Linked DNA regions of Homo sapiens: regions 1 and 2 are each linked to region 3. Evidence: chromatin loops called from intact Hi-C (ENCODE). Cell type or tissue: mammary epithelial cell. All regions are shown on one strand. Region 1 overlaps RAPGEF1 (Rap guanine nucleotide exchange factor 1). Region 2 overlaps RAPGEF1 (Rap guanine nucleotide exchange factor 1). Region 3 overlaps RAPGEF1 (Rap guanine nucleotide exchange factor 1).

The links. Peaks named below come from ENCODE experiments on the same cell type or tissue, not always from the same donor. Only the 100,000 strongest peaks of a DNase experiment are listed, where the experiment ranks them.
Region 1: a loop joins it to region 3, with 4 times the contacts of the local background. A loop is called at or near these places in 19 of 110 quality-filtered maps.
Region 2: a loop joins it to region 3, with 4 times the contacts of the local background. A loop is called at or near these places in 7 of 110 quality-filtered maps.

What each region holds. Positions count from the first base shown.
Region 1 is chr9:131,657,560-131,660,059 of GRCh38, reverse strand. All of the region lies in intron 1 of RAPGEF1 (Rap guanine nucleotide exchange factor 1), which reads left to right. Among named protein-coding and RNA genes, the nearest start is that of RAPGEF1, 81 kb to the left of the region's middle. RefSeq lists enhancers at 1-161, 162-695. In mammary epithelial cell, no CTCF peak of the experiment used is centred here; a DNase peak (open chromatin) is centred at 1,539; H3K27ac peaks cover 1,437 bases.
Region 2 is chr9:131,713,267-131,715,766 of GRCh38, reverse strand. All of the region lies in intron 1 of RAPGEF1 (Rap guanine nucleotide exchange factor 1), which reads left to right. Among named protein-coding and RNA genes, the nearest start is that of RAPGEF1, 26 kb to the left of the region's middle. In mammary epithelial cell, no CTCF peak of the experiment used is centred here; a DNase peak (open chromatin) is centred at 1,446; H3K4me3 peaks cover 130 bases; H3K27ac peaks cover 2,083 bases.
Region 3 is chr9:131,607,444-131,609,943 of GRCh38, reverse strand. The region is part of intron 12 of RAPGEF1 (Rap guanine nucleotide exchange factor 1); the gene reads left to right. Among named protein-coding and RNA genes, the nearest start is that of PRRT1B, 63 kb to the right of the region's middle. In mammary epithelial cell, no CTCF peak of the experiment used is centred here; DNase peaks (open chromatin) are centred at 253 and 1,273; H3K27ac peaks cover 1,436 bases.

The DNA.
Region 1 (2,500 bases), 50 kb before region 3:
GATCACGGAGTCAGGAGATCGAGACCATCCTGGCTAACACGGTGAAACCCCGTCTCTACTGAAAATACAAAAAATTAGCCGGGCGTGGTGGCGGGCGCCTGTAGTTCCAGCTACTCAGGAGGCTGAGGCAGGAGAATGGCGTGAACCCAGGAGGTGGAGCTTGCAGTGAGCCGAGATCACGCCACTGCACTCCAGCCTGGGCGACAGAGCGAGACTCCATATCAAAAAAAAAGAAAAATATAACTCCAGGTTGCTTTTGGCTCGACTAGACTGGGGTTATTTTTAGCTTTTGCCTTTTTAAGTGTTGGCAGAGACCTGACGAGGTTATCACATGACAATAATAGCTGCCATGTATTAAGTATTTGCTATATATCAGGTCCTTGGCTACATGCTTTACACACGGGTCACATTTAATCTCCACAATTACCTGAGGAGGAGCTAGGTCTGTGGCTATGGCTTTCCTCTAGGTGAGGAACCGGAGGCTCGGGTAAAAAGTTTGCCCAGGTTAGTGGCCGAGCTGAAGTTAAAACAAAGACACACAGGCCTGGCGTGATGGCTCACACCTGTAGTCCCAGCACTTTGGGAGGCTGAGATGGGAGGATCCCTTGAGCCCAGGAGTTCGAGACCAACCTAGGCAACATGGCGAAACCCTGTCTCTACCAAAAATACAAAAATTAGCCAGTCTCGTAACCTGGTCTCAAGATAAAATAAATAAATAGATTTAAAAAAAAAGCCACAGACTTCAGCTCTGCTGCCTCCTGTGCCCATAGCCCTCTGTCTCCATCTTTACCTTGCGGTCCACAAAATCCTAGACAAGTGAAAAGACTTTTAAAAAATTGGAAATCCTCATCTTTAAAAAAGCTTTTCCTAATGTCCTCAATCACGCCTCCACTCCATTTGTCCTTTTTATGCATTTGGAAAATGGGGAATGTTTATTAAGTAAGTGATCTCTAAATCCTTCCCAGTGCTCGACTTCTGAGCCCAGTAGAAGACAGGGAATGAGGAATTAGCCACAGCGTTTCTCAAGATTGGCTGCCTCAAAGTTGTCCACCTTGCCCTTGACTTTGTGATCCCGTGTGGTTGATGTTTAGAGACTCCCCACCATCCCTGGTGAGAGATTAAGTTGAGACAGAAACCACTGCTAAGTTGGGAACCCAGCTGCTGCTACAAATGACACAGAAAGAAGGCCAGTTGATAGCCACATTTGTCAGCAACAGGCAGAGACCATTGTTAAGCCTGGCCGAGGGGCAAGTTAAAAATTTAAGAATGAAATATTGGCATCTGGCAGACCACTTGAAGAAATTGGGTTGGCTTTGATGTCTTTTTGCTCTGCTTGGTTTTCTGTTGAGACATGATTCTGTGAGCAGGCTACATCCTCTCCTCCGGCCCATCCTCTTTCTCTCTCGGTAGAGAAGGACATTCATCCGACAGCCAGATCTGTAGCCTGCGATGGTTGCCCAAGAAAGTGGCTGCTGTTGGTAACATCACAGTCAATTTATACAGAAATTGTTTGTAAGCTCATATAAGCCACCCTTCCTCTGGAAGGAATGACTAGCAGATTAGTCACTGGGAGTCTCTGACCTTGGGGTAAATGTAACATGGAGCAAGAGTCTGAGGCTTTCTGTTCTCAAGTTCAGGTGAACTTGAAGTTGCTCTCACAGATTAGATAGATCACAATAAAATACACCAGCATATGGCATTTCCAGGTGAAGGAGGACTTTTGTGTCCTTTCTTAGACATGGCCATGTGGGAAAGTTTGCATGTCTGGCAACCCCAGGTGCCGGGAGGAATATGGAGCAACTAGGACTCTCCCAACCTTGCTAGTGGGACTGTAAAGTGGCATAGCCACTTGGGAGAATTGTTTTGCAATATCTGTAAGAATCAATGTGGCATATACCCTACAATCCAGCCGTTCTGCTCTTAGAGGACTGTTGGCATGTGTTCCAGGAGACATGTATGAGCAGCATTGTTTATTAAAGCAAAAATGCTGGAAGCGACCCAGTGTCCACTGACAGGAGAGCAGATAAATAAAGCTGGGATTATGGAATCTACGGAATTTCTCAGCATTGAAAACGAAATCACTGATACACCCCAGCATGCCTGAGTGTCAGGCCTGCTATTGAGTAAAAAACAAGAGCGTGAGAATCTTTACAATATGCCATCACTTAGGTAACGTTCACAAACTTATAAGTTAAACTGTATATGTCGATATAAACTATCCTGAAAAGTAAGGGATGATAAGTCTGAAAGTCAGAGTCGGGCTGCCTGTAGGGAAGAGATGTGGCTGTAGAGGAGCACATGGCAGCACCAGTGGAATCCATCCGCTTCTCGAGCTGCACCATCCAGTGTGCCAGTCACCAGCCCCAGGGGCTGTTTACACAGTTAACTCACAGTTCAGTGCCTCAGCCACAGCAGCCACAATCAGGCCTCAGTAGCCACTAGTGCCTGTCGTGTTAGACAGTTCAGGTACCGGCCGCCTCCATCGCTGCAGAAGGTTCTG
Region 2 (2,500 bases), 110 kb before region 3:
CAGCCTCCCGAGTAGCTTGGGAGTACAGGTGCTCACCACCATGCTCAGGTAATTTTTGTATTTTCAGTAGAGATGGGGTTTCACCATCTTGGCCAGGATGGTCTCTATCTCCTGACCTTGTGATCTGCCCACCTTGGCCTCCCAAAGTGCTGGGATCCTAAGTACAGACGTGAGCCACCGTGCCCGGCCATTCTTAACCTCTTGAAACTCCTTAAGACTTTGGTGAAAGCCATAGACCTCTCTTCCCAGAAGAATGAACACGTGGTTTGCCGGCACCTTAGGAACCCCCAAAGCCCATGAGACAAAGCCCTGGATCTATAAGGCCCTGTCCCATCTGACCCCCGGCCTTCCCCTGGGCACATACCTCCAGCTACACAGGTCTTTCATACACACTGCCCCTTTGCCTGGTCCAGCTCTGCTCATCCTTCAAGTCTCACCCTTCCCTGACTTCCAGCTTAGATTAGGTCGCCCTGCTAGACATGCGTCCCCCACCCTGAATTTAGCACTGATCACCGGGATAACTAAGTGATTCTTCGTGCATGTTATCCGACCCTCCCCAAGCTCCGTGTTGGTATTTGTTGAGTAAATCTCTGAGGCCCCTCCAGCTATGACATTCTGAGACTGATCTATAAGTTTGCAGATGTGTCATAAGAGAGTCCCTGAGCTTGTATTTCCTATGACATTCGACACGTGGTGGCCTTTGCCTTCGATGATTTCCTCCAGGCCTGGACAGGAAAGTTACTTCAAAGCAGTCTCGGCCAGACTCGGTGGCTCATGCCTATAATTCCAGCACTTTGGGAGGCTGAGGCTCGAGGATCACCTGAGGCCATGAGTTTGAGACCAGCCTGGCAACCAAGCAAGATGCTATCTCTACAAAAAATAATTTTACTAATTAACCAGGCATGGTGGCAAGTGCGTATAGTCCCAGCTAGTCAGGAGGCTGAGACAGGAGGATTGCTTGAGCCCAGCAGTTGGAGGCTGCAGTGAGCTGTGATTGCACCACTGCACTCCAACCTGGACAACAGAGGGAGACTGTCTCAAAAAAAAAAAAAAAAAAAAAAGGCAGAGTCTAGAGGACCCCAGAAGACAGAAGAGTGCCTCCCAGACTTTCTGCCTCAGTGCTTTGCTAGGCCTGACCTCCAGGCTGGTCATCGCTTTTGTTTATATTCTGGGCTGAGCTGGAACTCACACTTGGAACATTCCCACAGTGCTTGGCGCTTCCTCGTATTGTTGTATTTTTCTCCAGGAGGGAAGTGACCAACATCAGACTTTCCTCCCAGCAGACAAATTCCATACACAAAGCTTTGTGTGAGCTACCGGGTACCCGCCTGAGAGCCCAGCCTCTGTTTCTTTGGTTCTGGGTGGGTGAGTGTGCACATTACAGGGATCCACGAGCCCTTCCCTTCTGAGCCATTTCTATCTAAAAAAAAAAAAAAATCTCCTTCAAGAAGTGAGCACCGCCTTGCAGGATCCTGACTCAGAGTTCGTCTGGAGCCAACAGCGTCTTGCGTGTAGGGACAGGCACTCCTTAAAATGTTTCCTACTTCAGTGGCCACAATATTACCCCTCTGGCTTATGTCATGTTCCACAATCAAAATATCATTCCTCCTGGAGTCCAGCTACTCGGGAGGCTGAGGCAGGAGGATCACTTGAGCCTAGGAGTTTGAGGCCACCTGGGCAATATAGGGAGACCCTGTCTCTTAAAAAAAAAAATTATTCCTGAGGTACAGATGTTTGTAAGATAAATTTTATTTTAATTATACTAAGAGAATGATTATTTACTAGAATATTGCAGTGGATCTTACTCTGATATGGGGGAGAAAATCCCTAGTGAGGGTAAATAATTTTTTTCAATGTATTGTATCTAAAGCTTGGAGATTTATAGGTAATAATAATAAAAACAGTGACAGCTATTCTCATTGAGTATCTGCTGTGTACCAACAAATTTTAAACATCTTTATTTTAGTTTAGTTTTTTAGAGATGGGTTCTCGCTCTGTGGCCCAGACTGGAGTGCAGTGGTGTGATCACAAATCACTGCAGTCTTGACCTCCTGGGCTCAAATGATTCTCCTGCCTCAACCTCCCACCTCAGCCTCCCAAGTCTGAATTCTTATTTAACCTTTAAACTACCCATGAAGTAGACAGCATAATGGTACACATGAATGTATGTGAAAATACAAGGTGTGGAAAGGTTTAGTTTCTATCCCAAAGTTGTTCAGCTAGGAAGTGCCCCCATAGATTCAAACCAGGCCAGCTGGCCTTCAAAGCCAATTCCTTCACACTGCCCTCCTGCCTCCTCTGGTCATGAGGAAATGGGTAGCAGAGGTTTTCCTAGCCAAGGATAAAGATTTGGGGGCTGGATCCAGCCCTCCAACTAAATGCCTAGCGTTGATCCCTGCCCCTCTCTGAGGAATCTGTGAAATGGGGAAGGGAGTCGCTGGAGCAGATGATCTTGTGGATCTCCTTGGGTTTTACAGAGATTTGAGGCTTGGAGTAGTCA
Region 3 (2,500 bases):
ACCTGGGTGACAGAGCGAGACCCTGTCTCAAAAAAAGAAAGGAAGAAAAAGATCTTTCCTGCTTTCTTGCTAAGGCAACACAGAGCCCATCCCTAATCCTTTTTCCATGCCAGGACTATAATAGAGAGAAGGTGTCACCGAAAACTAGTGCCTTTTCTAAGTATTTTACTTGTGAGAAAAAAAACTGGTGCCTGGCCAGCTTCAGGCAGCTTTGCCTTTTAATGAATTGGCCACACGCTCGCATATGAGGTCATCAGCCTCCAGCATCGTTTCGACTCCGGGGCCCAGTGGCTTTCAGGGGTGTGTTTCCAAAGGAGCTGGTTACTGATTCCACCTTTTCCCTGCCTGTCCTGCCACACTCTGGCCAGTGCACCCCTCTCTCCATCCTGGCTTATGGATCAAGTCTCAGCTCACTGGGCTTTGCATGCCTGGTGTCACAAAGCACTCAGCTAAGGAACTCTGCAGATTTGGTGAGGCTGTACCCTGCAGAGCTGTGGGATTGCATGGTTAGGGCCTGTCTCGTCCAGGATACACCTCAGTATTTCAGAAAACACGAACTGATTGTGATATCAGCCATACCCACGCCACCTCTTGCCAGCTGTGTTATTAGGCACGTGGTCTCCCCTCCCAGCCTCAGTATTTTCATCAGTAATAAGAACAGTAAGGCACTGTGTGTACGTTAATTGAGATGATCCGTGCAACACTTACATCTGCCTAGCAGGAAGCATGAGGTAGGAATAGTTGTTCTCGTCCTCATGAGGCAGTCCCTGCTGTGTTTCGACTGGCTATGTGACCAGGGCTGACATTGGGGGCCAGGCACCCCTCTCCTAACTGGCACCCCTAGATCTTGTGCAGAAGTTTGCAAGTCTCAGACAGGCAGCCCTTCCCGTTCTAAAATCCTCAGCCCAAACAGTCTTATTCTGGCTATAAATAAAAGTTCCTGCTGCACAGAGAGCAGCAGCTCGTCAGAAGCAAACCCGGGCACGAGCCAGATCCTAAAATAAACTCCAGGCTGTGATGAGGCGGCGTTTCTGTGGAATGGCCCGCCCTGCCTTTCTCTCTGCCCCTGTGGGTAAGCGTGATCATAAGGGGCTGGAAGTATTGCTCTGGGGAATCGGTAGAGATGGGGGCCTGTTGTAAATGGTGTGACCATGAGCCCTGATGCAGCTCCTGGCATCTGCAGAGCCCAAGGGGCACAGCAAGGGCTTCATGGTGATCAGAAGGTTTTCCCTGTGTCTCCCTGCCCCGTGAAGGTACCTTTCCAGTTTGGCTCTTGTCCCAGCACGACTGCATAGCTTGAATACCAGAACGTGAGCTCACAGCTGCAGAGGCAGAGGCAGAGCAGGCCAGGCCCCTTTGTCCAAGAGAGGCCGACTCTCCTTGCTTTCTCCTTGCTAGCTGCCCCCTCCTTGGCAGCCCACACCCCTGGTCATTTCCCTGAGCCTCCCTCCCCAGTGTCTGGACCTGAACCCATGCAGTGGGTGAAGTTCGTCTCTTACCCATCCACACTCAAAACTGAGACGCTTCTGTGAGTCAGGTAATATTCTAGACACCTTAATTAATACAGTGCCTAGACTATGTATTAGGTGCCTACTAAAATACGTATCAGCAAATATGTATTAGGCCCCTACTGAATGCCCCAGTACTGTTATTTAGGGCAGTTCCTGGATTGTTGGGAGGGCAGGAGAGGACGGCTGCTGCTGGCCGAGAGGTCGTCCGCACCAGCACCATGCGGAGGACTTGCACGCAGCGCTCTGCGTCTCGCGGAACGTCGCAGAAACCTTATGGGGGAGGGGCTATTGTTTTCATCCCCGTTTTAAAGATGAACAGCTTGAGCTGAGGCTCAAGAACTTCAGTCACTTGTACTAGGGCACACAAGCGGAGATGCCATGAGGGGCAACTGGAGACCTTGCAGTCAGCCGCTGCCCTGTGCCGTCTCCCGGAAGAGGCACCATGCTGTGGGAGTCTGCCCCTCACCTTGTTGAATTAAAACCGGCTAAACACACTATATGATTGGTTAGGAAGACACTTCTCCAACTTGGTACATTTTGTGATGACACAAAAGCCATTTGTGTATGTGTAAATCAGGTGCTCAGTTATTGCAGGGCACGTGGAAGCACAAAGTGACTTTACACGGGGGCGCCGATGAGGCTATTTCAAGACTCCAGAAGGAGTCAGCGCGGAACATGACTCCTTAAACTAGGCAGCAGCAAGGCAAGGTGAGGGGGATCTGTTTAGCAAATCTCGTGGCAGTGTCTGGGCATTGGGAATGAACATCTGGCAGATCTGAGAATTGGGGCTACAAAAGATTGAGCCACTCCCTGAAACAGTCATACAAGGGTTCCCTGAAGGCAGCCCCCCCAGCAGCACGCCGTCCCACCCCTCAGCCAGTGCATCCTGCTTGCTGTCTTCTCTGTGGACTTTCCCAGCCAGTAAGGGAGGCTTGCTGTGTGCAGGCATCCTCCAGAGATCGATGGAAAACCCAGAAAGCCAAGCCCTT